Linked DNA regions of Homo sapiens: region 2 is linked to region 1. A link is a loop called in an ENCODE intact Hi-C map of the cell type or tissue named here. Cell type or tissue: MCF 10A. All regions are shown on one strand.

Region 1 (8,000 bases):
CAGGCTGGAGTGCAGTGGTGTGATCTTGGCTCACTACAGCGTCCGCTTCCTGGGTTCAAGCGATTCTCCTGCCTCAGCCTCCTGAGTAGCTGGGACTACAAGTGTGCACCATCATGCCCAGCTAATGTTTGTATTTTTAGTAGAGACGGGGTTTTGCCATGTTGGCCAGGATGGTCTCGAACTCCTGGCCTCAAGGGATCCTCCTGCCTCAGTCTCCCAAAGTGCTGGGATTACAGGTGTAACCCACTGCACCTGGCCAGATATAATTCTTTAAAGGAAAATCAGACTGCTTACACTGCAAAGTATAATGGTGCCATGGACCAGGGGAGAGATGATGCCAAGCAGCCAAACTGGGTACAGATTTTGGAGAAAGGGCTGACACTGGAAAATGACCTGAGGCAAGACAGAAAACAAGGCAGTGGTGGGGGTGCACCTGGGTTTTTACCCTGACAGCTGGGAAGATTCCTACAATACAGAAGGATGGGGGTGTTGGACAGGGCAATGTGAGATGACGCATACAGGGTGATGAAGGCCTCTTGGCCTTTCTTCTTTTGGACATGTTAAATTTTAGATCCAAAATAGGAATCCAAGTGGGAATGTTCTATTAACATGTTTGATACATGTCTGAAGTTTAGGAAAGAGATCACGGCCGGAAATACAAATTAGGGCATCGTCAGCACACAGATACCTAAGTATTTATTTTTAAAGTTGAAAACCCAGAAGCATTCACTTAGAAGATGTTGATTAAGAATAAGGAGGAGCCGGGCATGGTGGCTCATGCCTGTAATCCCAATACTTTGGGAGGCTGAGGTAGGTGAATCACCTGAGGTCAGGGGTTCAAGACCAGCCTGGCCAACATGACAAAACCCCATCTCTACTAAAAACACAAAAATTAGCTGGGCATGGTGGCAGGAGCCTGTAATCCCAGCTACTTGGGAGGCTGAAGCAGGAGAATCACTTGAACCTGGGAGGCAGAGGGGAGACCCACACTTATATAAAAACTACAGTATGGCAGATCATTGAGGATGAAGGACTATTCAATAAATGTTGCAGAAAAACCTGTTATCCACATGGAGAAAAAAAATTTGCATCCCTACTTGACTAAATTCTAAGATGTTAAAGTCAGGAAAGGCAAATTTTAAAGAATTTAGAAGAAAACACAGGAAGGGTAGGCGTCTTTACATTGGAACCAAAATTACAAATCATTAAAAAAAAAACTTTCAACTACATTAAGATGAGGAACACTTGTTCATCAAACAATATGATGAAGTCAAAATGCAATGTGATATCCAGGACTAGGTCCTGGCACAGGAAGAGGACATTGGGGGAAAAACTGGTGAAATCCAATAAAGCCTTTAGTTTAGTTACTAATAATATGCCAAAGTTAATTTCTTAGTTCTGACAAATGTACCATGGCTACAAAAGATGATACTATTAAGAGAGAACTGGGTACAAGGCACATGGAAACTCTCTGTACTGTCTTTGCAAATTTTCTGTAAACCTAAAATTATTCCATATTTTAAATACAGAATTATTCCATATTTTAAATACAGAAAAAAAGTGAAAAAGCCATAAAAAAGAATAGATCTGTGTATTAGTTCATTATCTCACTGCTGTAAAGAATTACTTGAGACTGGGTAATTTATGAAGAAAAGAGGTTTAATTGACTCACAGTTCCGCAGGCTTAACAGGAAGGATGACTGGGAGGCCTCAGGAAACTTACAATCATGGTGGAAGGCGAAGGGGAAGCAAGCATGTCTTAGCATGGCAGAGCAGGAGGGAAACAGTGAGGAGATAACTGCCACACAATGTCACGAGAACAGCATGCGGGAAACCACCACCCCCATAATCCAATCACCCCCCACCAGGTCCCCGCCCCTGGCACGTGGGTATTACAAGATTACAATTCGACATGTGATTTGGGTGGGGACACAGAGCCAAACCATCTCAATCTGAAACCCATATAACCAACAAGAAACTAGTTCTAGAACATATATAGACTTTCTACAAATCAGTAAGGAAAAGACAAACATCCCATTAGGAAAATGGGCAAGGGACACAAACAAGCATTTCAAAAGAGGAATCACAGAACTACATATTTAAATATATGAAAAGATGCTCAATGTTACTGGTACTTGGGAAAGCAAATTAAGATCATATTTTATGCCTGCTAGTTTGGCAGTAAATGTTGGTGAGAACATGGATCATTGAGAACTCACATACACGTAATACACTGGTCCAATCACTTTCGGAAAAATTTGACACTACTATCTTCTAAAAGTGAACATTTACATACTCTCTGATCAAAAAATTCCACTCCTAGGTTTATACTTTAGGAGAGCTCTCAGTCAGGCATGGTGGCTCATGCCTGTAATCCCAGCACTTTGGAAGGCTGAAATAGGTGGATCACCTGAAATCAGGAGTTCAAGACTAGCCTGGCCAACATGGCGAAACTCCGTCTCTACTAAAAATACAAAAATTAGCCAGGCGTGGTGGAACATGCCTGTAGTTCCACCTACTCAGGAGACTGAGGCAGAAGAATCGCTTAAACCCGGGAGGCAGAAGTTGCTGTGAGCCAATATTACGCCACTGCACTTCAGCTTGGGTGACAGAGCAAGACGCTGTCTCAAAAAAAAAAAAAAAAAATCTATTGAACGCTAAGAGCCAGGCACTGGAATATGGAGATGAATAAGATACTTTCTTTCCATAGAAACATCTGTGGCCTGTTTATATACTTAACAAAGCATGTGCTTTACAGCCATCATTTGTTAAGTCTTAACAGTTTATCTTGCCAAAATAAACAGACTGGTAACATATCACAAGAGGAATTTAGGAATAGCATCCTCTGACTCACCCAGTCTCCAAAAAAAAAAAAAAAAAAGCAGGATATTTTCTAAGACCTATCTTGGTTGTTTTTTAGGTACATATCTAACACATGTTATCGTGGTTTAATTATTCATATACATAAAAGTATAACTAAAAAGTAAAAGTCTTATATGCCTTTCTATTATTAAAAAAAGTTTTCAATAATCCCTCCTATTAACACTCTGATATTAGAACAGAAGATCAGAGGTAGACTGCAAGAGCCTCAACTCATTGGATGGCAATTTACAGTAAGACTATGGACTTCTAAACAGCCTTCTGGTTTCTTTTGGAGATAATATAACTCATCGAGCAAAGTGTGAGAAATATGGTTGTTGACAATTGGCAACTAAATCTTTCAGTCTAATCACAGAAAACTGAAACCTAACCTAGCGCTTTTTCATAATACCCTGGCCCTGCTCCATGGCCACTCTGGCCAAAACCCAGCAGCCAAGGCAGCAGCACGTGCACAGAGATGACTAAGGAGACCAAGCTAGACACTATGTGCTCATGCCCTTGGTATTGTCAGGCCTGCTGCCAGAGAGGCTTTGGAGAGGGGCTTAGAGCTTACGAGACTACTTGACCCCACTTTACTCCATCTGGAAATGCAGGGTGGAGAAGGTAATCAAATTATGATATCAGCACTTATCTCTCAATGCCCATAATTACCTTGGAAGTATATAGAGCAATAAATTTGCAACCCTTTAGTCATAGAAAAAAATCTTTTACGTTTTGGTAATTATGTTGAATACATAATTCCAAAATAGTGGTTACTTTTATTTATGAAAATGCTGTCAAATGAAGCTTTGAAAAGAAAACTTTCAATATATGAAATCTGTCCCCTTTTTGACATCAAATTGAATTTCAGAGATTAAAATCTAACAACACTACACGATTCCAACTACACGACATTCTAGAAAAGGCAAAACTATGGAGACAGGCGAAAGATCAGTGGTTGCCAGAGGTTGTGAGGGGCAGGGAAGGATAAATAGGCAGAACACAGAGGATTTTCAGCACAGTGAAACTACTCTGTATGATACCTTAATGATGGACATCACACACTGGTCCAAACCCATAGAATGTACAATGCCAAGAGTGAACCCTATGTACACTATGGACTCTGGATGGCGATGATGTGTCAATGTCGTTTCATCAGCTGTAACAATGTACCACTCTCGTGTGGGATGTTGATGGGTGAGGGTGGGGAGGCTGCATGTTTGAGGGGGTTTGTATTTTCACCCAATTTTTGCTGTGGACTCAGAACTGCTCTAAAATATAAAAAGTCTTTATCTATATTTATATTTATCTATATAAATCTAATATCAGGTACTGTAAAAATATGAGCTAAATCTCATGCTAAGGTAGTTAGTTTGTTTTCCTGTGAACAGCAACTAATCATCATGACAACTCCAAATCCTTTCAATGAAATTGGAAAGCTTTTTCTGTTGATCATCAAGATTATCTTCATATGTAAACATAAATAACGTGTTAGATATGTGATTCACAGACAAAAAATGCAGTGAGATGAATATGGGCAATTCATTTTCACAGAAAATCTTATGTCTACAGAATATCCTTCAAAAAGTTCCTTTTATATTATTCTTTACAACAGTTTGGAAGTGAAAACAGCTTCAACTATCAGAGATTGTAGAAGCTGCAAAAAAGTGCCCAAAACACTGGCTGGGAAGTTCACCAGCAGCATCTGCTTATAGACTCACTTGGCAGAAATAAGTAATGTACCAAACACTTGCATGCAATAACAGGAGAAGGAAAAAACCACAGGTTAAAAAACAACAGAAAAAGGCTCCATCAATATACTATACTATTTCTTAATCTGCGTGGTTGATACATAATCGTTCATTTCATTATTCTTTATATTTTTATAACATAAAACTAGTACTTTATATGAATGAAACATTTCACAATAACTTTAAAATTTACAGGCATCAGCACAATCCCCACGTCTAACAACAAATCACAAATAATATTTGTGCTGCACAGTGTAAAACATTAAGAAGGACATATGAACGATTAAAGACTGAAAGAGCTATACTATTAGTTTATGCTGTTATTCATCTGCTATTGGTATGTAGATTCTTTCCTAGCGAAGTATCATTTAAGGCAAATATGGGAACAATATAGTGACACAAATGTCACAAAAAAAACTTCATGAACTCTCCACTTAAAAATGTAGGAATTTAGAAGTCTTTGAATGTCAAATGAAAAATAAATCCACGTCTAGTTATTTTTATTTTTTCTAGCTAGTTCTTAAAATACAGAATTAATTTAACTTCAGAATACCTATGCAGCTGACAGTATTCCTGGTTTCTGGAATCCCCCAAGAGAAATGGATTTAGTAGACAAGTATTGCAGCTGTTAGAAAAATCTTACAGACAGATCACTTAAATATGATATGGAACAATAGTTATAACAGTAAGTAAGCTTTATTCTAAATCCACTGCACTAAAGGTGCAAGAATTCTGTGAAACTTAACACTGGTTCTGCACTAGGATTGGTAAAGCAGATTTAAACAATCAGAGCTGACTCATACAAGTCATGAAATATTACATGGTTATCATCCAATTAGAATTAAAACATTAAAACAATTCTTAAAACACTTCTTTTAATACGAATCTGTATTTAAGGTAAAATAGTAACTAGTTTTCTTCCAAATATCCTGGTAGAGCTAAAACTATTGTTATTATTTCTAAAAAGTATACTTTTAATGTGCAAGCTTTAAAAAATACTCATGGATTTAATTCTATCTTTTAAGCAGAGGAAATGAATGTGCTTGATGGGTGGGGGGCGCTGGACAGCCAGCTTGCTCTCTCCAGTATCATCAGTTTATTCTTTTATAGCTACAAGAACCGTTTGGTGGGGATGTTGGCAAGGATCTTCAAACAATCCATCCTTTCATGGGTGAAGGTGCAAGGTAGACTACACAGTTACACTGTACGGACACAACCATCCAGAGAATAAGTATTGTTTTCCCTCTTATCACTGAGATATCCCAAAATTTATGCTCCCCACTTCTCAATCTGTAATTTGGCTTCAATTTATGGCTTCCTTTTTGTCACATAACCTCACTACAAAGTAATTACCCAACAAGCCAGAGAAATTAAATTCTGAATCAAGAATGCTGACCTCTAAATACACTCACTCACTTGACAAATTGCAAATTTATTTTATTGCATTACATTCTATAATCAACTTCCTAAAAACTTTATCAAGTACCTTTTTCTTTACTACCTTGTCCTGCTGGTCTTGAGATTAGGCTACAAATATACTAAAACTAGATGTAAGGTTCTTCCTTTATAAATTGTTATTTACCACGATTGCCCTTATACACAACACATACATCAAAATGCATATACAAAATACCTCAATGCTATGAAGGCTGCTCTGTTCCTGTAGCAACATACTGCACAGCTTCACCTACTTGGCTGAACTCAAAATGGTTAATTATAAAAGAAACCAAGAAACAAACTAGAGTATACAGTTCTAGTCATATTCTCCTTGAATTTCACTGAAACAATTCAAATGCATCTACTATTATAAATCTTTTATAAAACAGCTGTTGTATTAATATGAACAATTATTGATAGAATTTTAATCTTTTTTTGAGACAAAGCCTTGCTGTATTACCCAGGCTGGAGTGCAGTGGCATGATCTCAGCTCACTGCAACCTCTGCCTCCCGGGTTCAAGTAATTCTCCTGTCTCAGCCTCCTCAGTAGCTGGGATTACAGGAGTGTGCCACCATGCCTGGCTAATTTTTGTATTTTTAGTAGAGACGGAGCTTCGATGTGTTGGCCAGGCTGGTCTCCTCACCCGACCTCAGGTGATCTGCCTACCTCAGCTTCCCAAGGTACGGCCGTGAGCCACCAAGCCCAGCAGGATTTTAATCTTTAAGGCAATACTTTTTCATCTCCACATTCATTCTTACCTCTTCAGTTCAGCAATAGATAATAATTTGATTTCTGGGTATAATGAAAAAATTCTTATCTCCAAAAAGTCTCAAATAATATCAAGAAACTTCTGCAGCCACAGAGAAACTTGGCTGAATACCAGAATTGCTCTTTGTGAACACAGACTCTCAGTTAACTGCAAGTCAGAGTACTCATAAATATGTCTCTTCACTCACATGCTAAAGCCACCCAGCAAGGTGGCTTTATGACATGGGTTTCAAAAACACACACTGGTATCAAGAATGCTTCTTCCTATGAAGATGCTCTTCTTCCCTTGCTACACAACGTTACCACCATCAAAGACATGAATTGCTATTAAAAAAGATGATAATCTGTATATATTCCTAAACAAACACAGCTCTGAAAAAAGTATTCTCACAGTAAAACAAAGTCTTACATGTGGAACCTGTTTTCCTACTGGAAAAAGAAGCTTTCAATATTTCACAAAATTACAATTATAAAAATCATTTAAAAAATAATTTTAAAAAATTAGAATTATAATTAGTTTGCACCAAACAAAACTCAACAGTTGTTCTTATGTGGTAAGAGTGCACACAGGTTTTCAATAAAAGCTATTATTTTAAAGGCTCATTTTAAAAAATTATTCTACATGTTATTGCTTGTAATAAATTATTGTACACTATACACGTCCCCCTCCCCCTCCCCTTTGTTTTTTTGTTGAGATGGAGTTTCGTTCTTGTCACCCAGGCTGGAGTGCAGTGGTGTGATCTTGGGTCACTGCAACCTCCGCCTCTCGGGTTCAAGAGATCCTCCTGCTTCAGCCTCCCAAGTAGCTGGGATTACAGGCGCCCGCCACCATGCCCGGCTAATTTTTTATATTTTTAAGTAGAGAAGGGGTTTTGCCATGTTTGGCAGGCTGGTCTCGAACTCCTGACCTCAGGCAATCCGCCTGCCTCAGTCTCCCAAAGTACTGGGATTACAGGCGTGAGCCACTGAGCCCGGCCTATACAGGTACTTTTCATGCAGTTAATCCACGTCATAAAGCAGTAGAAGGAATTCATACCCTGACTTTACCAATAAGCTAACATGCTCCAAAAAAAAGTGAAGCAGCTTGCTTGAACTCTTGCTCTTCATGACTGCCTGGCCTGTAACTGTGCAGTCTCCCTCAAAAGTTCATCATCTTTTCATCCCATGTTAACTCCCAAACTCAT
Region 2 (8,000 bases), 460 kb before region 1:
GTGCTATTTCTGCCCTTGTCCATATCCCCACCACAGCATGCACTTTGGATTCCAGGCACGCTCCTTGAGTGTGACCCCGAGGCCCTCTGTGGGCTCTTGGAGCAGGGCAAAGCTGGGTGTGCTGGGGCGCAGCACGGGCCTGATGCCCTGAGGTTGTTTGTTGTGCTGGGCTGGAGGCGTTCGAAGAAACGTCCAAGGAGGCTGCTAGACTCAGTTCTTTCTTTCTGTTTTCCCTCCACCTCCTCTGCTAGTGGAAGCTCCATGTCTCCCAGGCTCGTGAGCTGGCAAACACCCCGCTTGCATGGTTCAGTGTTGTCGTTGGCGGCAGGCGTACGTGGAAGGCCAGTTACAGAGGGTCTCTAGGGCTAATGCATTTCACAACACACCGCCCTCTGACACTCCACGCTCTGCTTTTCCTCCAGAACCACTCCCTTTGCAAAACTCTGTTTCAAACAAAAAGAGCACAAAGAGGCTGACCGTGCCTTCCTCCAACCAAGCTCCCCTCTCCACAGGTGCACAGCAAGAGCCCTTTGTCTGTGATGGGACAGGCCTGGGCTCCAGTGAGCAAGACAGGCACTGTGGGCCCATCCAAATATTAACTGTGGACACTTTCCTACTTTGAAAACATGAGACTTTGTACTCAGAGCCCTGCCCTCCAGAGAACACAATTACTTCTGTTTTTCTTTTCCTAGTGGAAGGAGGCTTGACACTGGTGATGGCCTTGCCTTTACAATGCTCAGGGTTTGGGAAAGTCAGGGCCTAGGGCTGCTGATCTCCAGGCACTGTCTGCTTTCCATCTATCCTCTCTGCTTGGTCCCTGAAAAGCAGGAGGGAGACAGGAGGAATGGGAGCATGAATGCCCTCAGGGTCCACGGGGGATCCCGGAAGGCCTAGAACACCAGGGGTCTGGGCTCCACCCATGATGGATCATGCCTTTGGGGGAAGATTGGCCTACACTCATGTCAAGTAATAAGTTTTACTTCCTGCACCTGGTGTTAGGTTGGTTCTAAGATGCAGCTGTAACCTGTGACTAAGATCAATATTTTTCATGTCACTATCTGATCATACAATGGTCAATTTATCGATTTAGAAAATTGTTGCACAACGAGGCAACACCGAGTCATGACTTAAAAAAAAAAAAAGTGGATCTAACCGAAGCTAGATTGTGGCTTATCACCTTTGATTGTCAGTTTCTTGGGTCAAATCTTAATGCCACATTGACCACTGTGTCAAGAGAGGCCAGGTTCCAACTCAGCTCCGTGTATAGTGTTCATGGAATCTCAATGCTCATCAGGCGCTGCTGGGGCTGGGCCTCGGGGAGGGGCAGGCTCCTGTCAGCACAAGTCACCAGCACAGGTTTTAACCAGCCAGTCTGGGCTACTTTTACCACTGAAGCAGTGGGGCGAGAAACTCTATTTTACAGTGTTTCTAAAACCTCTGTGAGCTAAAAGTAGAAGCAACTCAAATGCCCCTCACCTGATGAATAAACAAACACAGTGTGGCATCCTCGTACAATGGAGTATTATTCAGCCATAGAAAGGGAGGAAATAGTTGTGCTCGATACAGTATGGATGAGGCTTGGAGACATGATGATAAGTGAAAAGAAGCCAATCACAAAAGGACAAATAATGTATGATTCCATTTATAAGAAATGTGTGGAATAGGCACAGCCATTGAGACAGAAAGTAGGTCGGTGGGGGATGGGGAAAAGGGGAGAATGGGAAGTGGCTGCTCGCAGTTATGAAGTTTCTTTGTGGAGTGAGAAAAATGCTTTAAAATTGGTTGTGGTTATGGTTGCACAATTCCGCAAATATCCTAAGAACCACTACACTGCAGACTTTGAAGAGGTGAATTGTATGGTATGTGAATCATATCTCAGTGAAGTGTTTCTTTGAAAAACCCACATAGGTTTTATTGCATATACAGACCCATTTAAAACAATTAATGTAATCCCATTTAATGTAATCAAGGGATGCCTTTTTAAATGAACGCTTTTATGTTTAGTTTGTGAGAAAGTAAATTTCTTCCCATTACATCTTAGATTCACCCACTTGGTCAGAAGTGGGCTGGTAGACATGGTTAAGGGTGTGAGATCCCAGGACTTTAAACCACAGTAACTGTTTCCTCAGAGGGCCAAAGTGGGTAAGAGAGAACAGCCACGGCCTCACCCCCAGCACAGGCACCTGCCTTGGTTCTCATGTCACAGGCAGGAGACTTTCTGGATGGTAACAGGCCCTGGAGTGCCCACAGCCAGGATTCCTCAGAAAAGCCAGTGGACCACACACAGCGATGCTTCTCCAACACCTGGCAATGTGGAGGAAGCACAGAGAACTTGAAGTTCTTGCTGAGAGTCACTACAGACCACTGTCATTGCCCACTTGACAAGTTCCCATGCCAGCCCTGCTCTTTCCTCACACTCTGAGACCTCTGCCCATCCTTACTCTCTGCTGTTGACCTGAACCCACATCTGTTGACTGGAATCCCTGTTTCCCCACCTCCCGTCTGTCCACCGTGCTGCGTTTCCCCTGCTCTCCATCCTCCTGTACAGTGGGTGTGTGGCATATCCTGGCTCCTGTCAGAAAGCCCCTCTCGCCACCTCTTTAAGGAACTGCACCTGCAGGAAGCCCACCCCCCTCCCTCTCCTGCACTGTAAGACTCTGTGTGCTTGGGACTATTGGGAATAATGTATAATGTGCTCCAGTACATGGCACCTGCTATGTCTTTAAACTCCCCATTGATCCCAATCTTCTACCTCCCTTACTATATCTCTGTCCCCCCACCTTGAGAGATAGTCCCAAAAGAACTGCTTGTAATCACTGCCTCCACTTCTTCCTCTCTTGTTCCTGCCACATCCCATCATCACTTCTCCATCCTCATTTTATTTGACCTCTTGGCACAGTTAGCAGTTGGCACAATCAGCCACTGTCTCTTTCTTGACCCACTCCTTTCTCTTTGTTTCTGCGACACCATACCCTCCTGGTTTTCTTTTCCCCCTACTTACCGCTGCTTCCTGGCCTCTTTACTCCCTCTCCTCCCCGAGCCTGGCCTCTAAATGCTGGAGTACCCAGGCTGGTCCTGGGCCTTCCCTAAGGCTTCGCAGTTTACACTCTTACTGCTCACCTGGTTTCTGGTAATCGGGGCCTTCAGTTTTCATATCTGTATGAGGACAGGCTAGGAGGTAGTGGCCCAAATAAGATAGAATGGTGAACCTTTTTGTGGGCAAACCTGAGAATGTTCAAAGAATGGCATCCTCTGTGAAAAGCAGGGCTAGAAGAATACACAAAGGAAGATGACAAAGCTTTCTTGGCCTGAGAGTCTAGAAGACTTCAAAATAAATGTATTTTAAATGATTAAGAGTATAATGAAAGGAAATAAAACTGAAACAAATTACTAAATCTCTACCTCCAATAAAAAGAGTAGATTTGAAAAATACTCAACTAGGACTTCTAGAAATTAAAAACATAATTATTAAGATGAAAAACTCTTTAATGAATTTAAACAATGGATTAGTACAGTTGAAGAGCCAATTTTGAACTGGAAGATAAATAAAAGGAAATTACTTCAAAATTAGCACTGAGAGATAAAAAGAAGAAAAATTAGGAAAGAGGGGTTAAGAAACATGGAGGGTAGAATAAGAAGGTCCCACATATGTTGAGAAGGAGAAAACAGAAAAGAAGAATATTTAAAGAGCAAGTAAACGAGAATTTTCTAAAAGCGAGGAAAGATGTAAATTCTCAGATTCCAAGGTCACAAGTCTGAAGTAGGATAAAAATAAATAAATCCACACTGGACACATCACAGTGAAACTGCAGAACACCAAAGAGACACACATGATCATAAAAGCAGCCATAGGGCCTTGCACAGTGGCACACCCCTGTAATCCCAGCACGTTGGGAGGCTGAGGTGGGTAGGTCATGAGGTCAAGAGTTTGAGACCAGCCTGGCCAACATGATGAAACCCCATCTCTATTAAAAATACAAAAATTAGCCGGACGTGGTGGTGTGCACCTGTAATCCCAGCTACTCGGGAGGCTGAGGCGGGAGAATCACTTGAAACCAGAAAGTGGAGGTAGCAGTGAGCAGAGATCGCACCACTGCACTCCAGCCTGGGCAACAAGAGCTAAACTCCATCTCAAAAAAAAAAAAAAAAAAAAAAAAAGCAGCCACAGAAAAAATGTGCACAATCTACAAAGAAATTACAGTTATACTGACTTCTTAAAAAGCAACAAGAGAAGCCAGAAGGCTATAGAAAAATAGCTTCAATGAACTGAGAGAAAATAATTGTCAACCTGGTATTGCACATTCAGTTTAAATATCATCCAAGAGTAAGGACTTCTATATCCGGGTTCCTACTTCACAGCACCCTATTATTTGAAAGAATAATAGGGATCTCAGACTTGACATGGTCAAAATAAGAAGTCTTATTTTTTTCCTCCAAATATGATCCTTAATTTACTTCTACCTCAGTCTTCCTCATCTCAGTAAATACTTTCACCATCCACTAGGTTGCTCAAGCCAAAAATGAGTCATCTTTGGTTCTTCTCATTTTTTCATTATTTCTCCACATCTAGCTCATCAGCAAGTCCTATGATTTTATCTACAAAATGCCTTGTGAACCTGTCTGTTTCTCTCCATCCCCATTGCTACCATCCAAGTCCAAGCCCTCCGTAGTTTCTCTACCTGACCTTTCCTGCAGATATCATCTCTCTTATACCTCTATAAACTATTCCCTACACAGAAGATAGAGGATCTTTTAAATTATAAAATATTCTATATTATTAACATTACATACATTATATTTTATAGTTTGCAAAGCATAATAATAAAATAACACTTGTGAACTCACCCCACAACTGAAGAGTTAGCAGAATGTTCCTGAAAAAATTAAATCTGAGTGTGTTACTCCCCTGCTTACAACCTCTAATGGCTTACGTTACCCTTGAAACACAATCCTAACTCCTCACTTTACCAGACTCCTTCTCTCCCTGCCTCTCTATGTTCTCATCATATCAACTCTTCTATTTCTAGAATATGCCCAGGGCCTTTGCACTTGCTGACACCTTTGCCCTAGACCTTCAGCGGGATGGCTGTTTGTGTCATTCAGGTCTCACGTCAAATATCACCTTCCCAGTGAGGCCTGCCCTGACCATCTTTCCACATGATTCATGTTTCATTTTCTTCACAGTAGGTATTACCATCCAAAGGTATCAAACTCATTTTGTGGTTTGTTTCCTGTCTCCCTCTTATAAGCTCCATGAGAACAGACACCTTGTCTGTCTTGTTTTTCCCAGGTTTACCCTTAATGCCTAAAACAAAGTCGGTTCTCAATAAACAGTTGTTGAGTAAATAGGCAAGCCAGCACAGCTGAACTAAGTTGTAAATAGTGAATTGTGGTCAACACTCCCTTGTTATTAGACTCTTCTTTGAGCTCTTTGTTGTAGAGCTCATGTTATTCTTCTATGAAAATTTCATCACAGTGGTTGCTCCCAGAATCTTTAGAAACCTTACAGCCGGCATATTATTCCAGCGTCCCTAAATCTACCTTGGTTTGGAGCATTGGAGAAAACTTCAGATTTGCAACCGAAACCTCATCTCACTCTGGAGAGAGCTAAGCCCTTGGGCTGTATTCTCCTTAAAAAGTGACTGCTGGGGACGTGACCCAGCACTATTTTTCCCTGATTCCTCTAATGAATTTAGCCAGATTATAAGGTTCTAGATCATTTTGTGTGTTTCCCCATGGGTTCTTAATAAAGCACACATGACCTTTCTACTTACCTGCTTGCTTAAACTATAGGTAATTTTAGATCATGAGAAAATCTCATGTTGCCCAACCACTTCTAAGAATCCTGTGCAATGGCCTGGGGTTCCATGCCTCTTCCATAAATTCATTTCTGTATTGAGCATCTACCACATGCAAACACTGGGGCTATATGCTGGGAATAATACTTCAGTGGTTCTTAGACATCAACCTGCATGCCAGCTACCTGTGGTGTTGATTAAACATGCAGACTTCTGTGCTCTAGCTTCACTTTGGTAAGTTTCAGGTAGGACCCAAGATTTGTGCTTTTTCACTCATATCTCATCTAACACAGGAGGTCTGCCAAGCACACTCACACGAACACCTGAGGGGAATTGGCTGGCATTTGTAAATGTATGGGAAACACAGCCCAATTCTCATGTCGTATATGAGTACCCATGATCACCTCCAAAGCAAAACTCTCATAAAACACTGGGGCTCCAAGTTTGCCCAAATGGTGGGCGTCAGTTCTCTTTTCCCAGCACCACTGCTTATGAAAAATTCCACTCTACATAGCCAATCATTCTTAAAAAATTAGATTGCTACAGAGGTAACAAATGGCCAAAGTGCTTTTTTTAAATTATTAGAGATAGATAGATAGATAGATAGATAGACAGACAGACAGATAGATAGATAGATGATAGAACCATTTGAGCAGAAAGTACAGAGAGCTCTCTTGTGCCCCAGCCTTCCCGTTTCCCCTGTGATTAACATCTCACATTAATTAGTATGGTACCTCTGCTAAAGTTAATGAACCAATATGGATGCCTTATTATCAACTAACAGCCATGGTTTGCAGGCGGGTCACTCTTAATGTTGTACGTACTAGGAGCTTTGACAAACGCATAATGTCTTGCATCCACCTTAACAACATCACACAGAATGGTTTCACTGGCTGGACAATCTCCTGTGCCCTGTGGCCTAGATCCCTCCTTCCCTGCCTCCAAACAGTACATTTAATTTTAACAGATGCTCTCAAAGGATCAAAACTAGCTTCATTATTCATTTTCTTGTTTTTATAAATATTATTAGTCTTGAAGTATGAATTTGGATTAGTCTTTGAACTTCATATAATCCACTTCTTATCGTATTGCTATCACTACTGCATCAGTATAAACAGCACCTGGAAGTCATTTCCAGGAGCCCTTGGCTGTCAGCTGGCTACATTCCAGAGCTGCTCCAGCCCCGCGCTGTGTGCCTTCCCTGAAATGCCTCCGGTCCTCACATCCATCATAGTCAGGCTCCGGGCTGCGATCCCCCATTAATACCCAAGAAGGGGGGTGTTCCATGGTGCTGGAGTTTTATTAAAGTTCACATCAGGGCCAGGTACGATGGCTTATGACTATAATCCCAGCACTTTGGGAGGCTGAGGTGTGAGGATCACTTGAGGTCAGGAGTTCAAGACTAGCCTGGGCAACATAGTGTCTACAAAACTTTTTTCTTTTATTTTTAATTAGCCAGGTCTGGTGGCACATGCCTGTAGTCTCAGCTACTCAGGAGGCTGAGGCTGGAGGACTGCTTGAGCCCAGGAGTTTGAGGCTGTAGTGAGCTATAATTACACCACTGCACTCCAGCCTGGGAAAAAGAGCCAGACTCTGCCTCAAAAAAATAAAATAAAATAATAAAGTTTATGTTGACCCACAGCCTAGGCAAGTCTTTCTTACAGAACATATGCTCAAAGAATTGTATAACTAGCTGTGGTCTAAGGCTCAAGTTTAGGGGGTAACCACACCCTCTCCAGACACCTGGCTGCAGGGAGGGAGGAAGAAGATCCCAGCCTAAGTGGGTGTGGCTGGGAGGACAGTGGCCCTGAAAGGCCTTGGCAGACATGTTCCTGAAGGACCTTGCAGGGGACTTTATTTGCTATACTGACCCACTACACATGGTATTGGGTTTGGCTTCTGGTCATCCCCAAGAGGTGATCTGCAGGGGGCCCTACCCTCCCGTCTCCTCCGACTCCTGTTTATCATGAAAACTGTAATGGACAGAGAAGTTTTCTATGCCTCTAGGTGGTGAAAATGACCAGATTTGGTTGTGGGGTCATAGTGGACACTAAAGATCAGCAAGGGAAAAAAGATGTGACTATAAACTTTCCATTCTCACAGTTGTTTTGAGACCCGAGTGTACGTTTAATGTTTTCAACAGAAGAGGCTGCATGAAGAAGAGTAAGTTAACCGCGGGGAGGCTGTGAGAATTTTTCTGCG

Evidence for each region. Hi-C counts contacts between places; a loop is a spot of excess contacts. Peaks named below come from ENCODE experiments on the same cell type or tissue, not always from the same donor. Only the 100,000 strongest peaks of a DNase experiment are listed, where the experiment ranks them.
Region 2: it touches region 1 in a loop (5-fold over the local background); 1 of 110 quality-filtered maps calls a loop at or near these places.

The regions. Positions count from the first base shown.
Region 1 is chr13:20,811,330-20,819,329 of GRCh38, forward strand. The region is part of intron 9 of XPO4 (exportin 4); the gene reads right to left. Among named protein-coding and RNA genes, the nearest start is that of EEF1AKMT1, 41 kb to the left of the region's middle. In MCF 10A, no CTCF peak of the experiment used is centred here; DNase peaks (open chromatin) are centred at 2,692 and 3,322.
Region 2 is chr13:20,349,666-20,357,665 of GRCh38, forward strand. No RefSeq gene overlaps it. Among named protein-coding and RNA genes, the nearest start is that of MIR4499, 80 kb to the right of the region's middle. RefSeq lists an enhancer at 237-759. In MCF 10A, a CTCF peak has its summit at 4,509; DNase peaks (open chromatin) are centred at 1,776 and 4,506.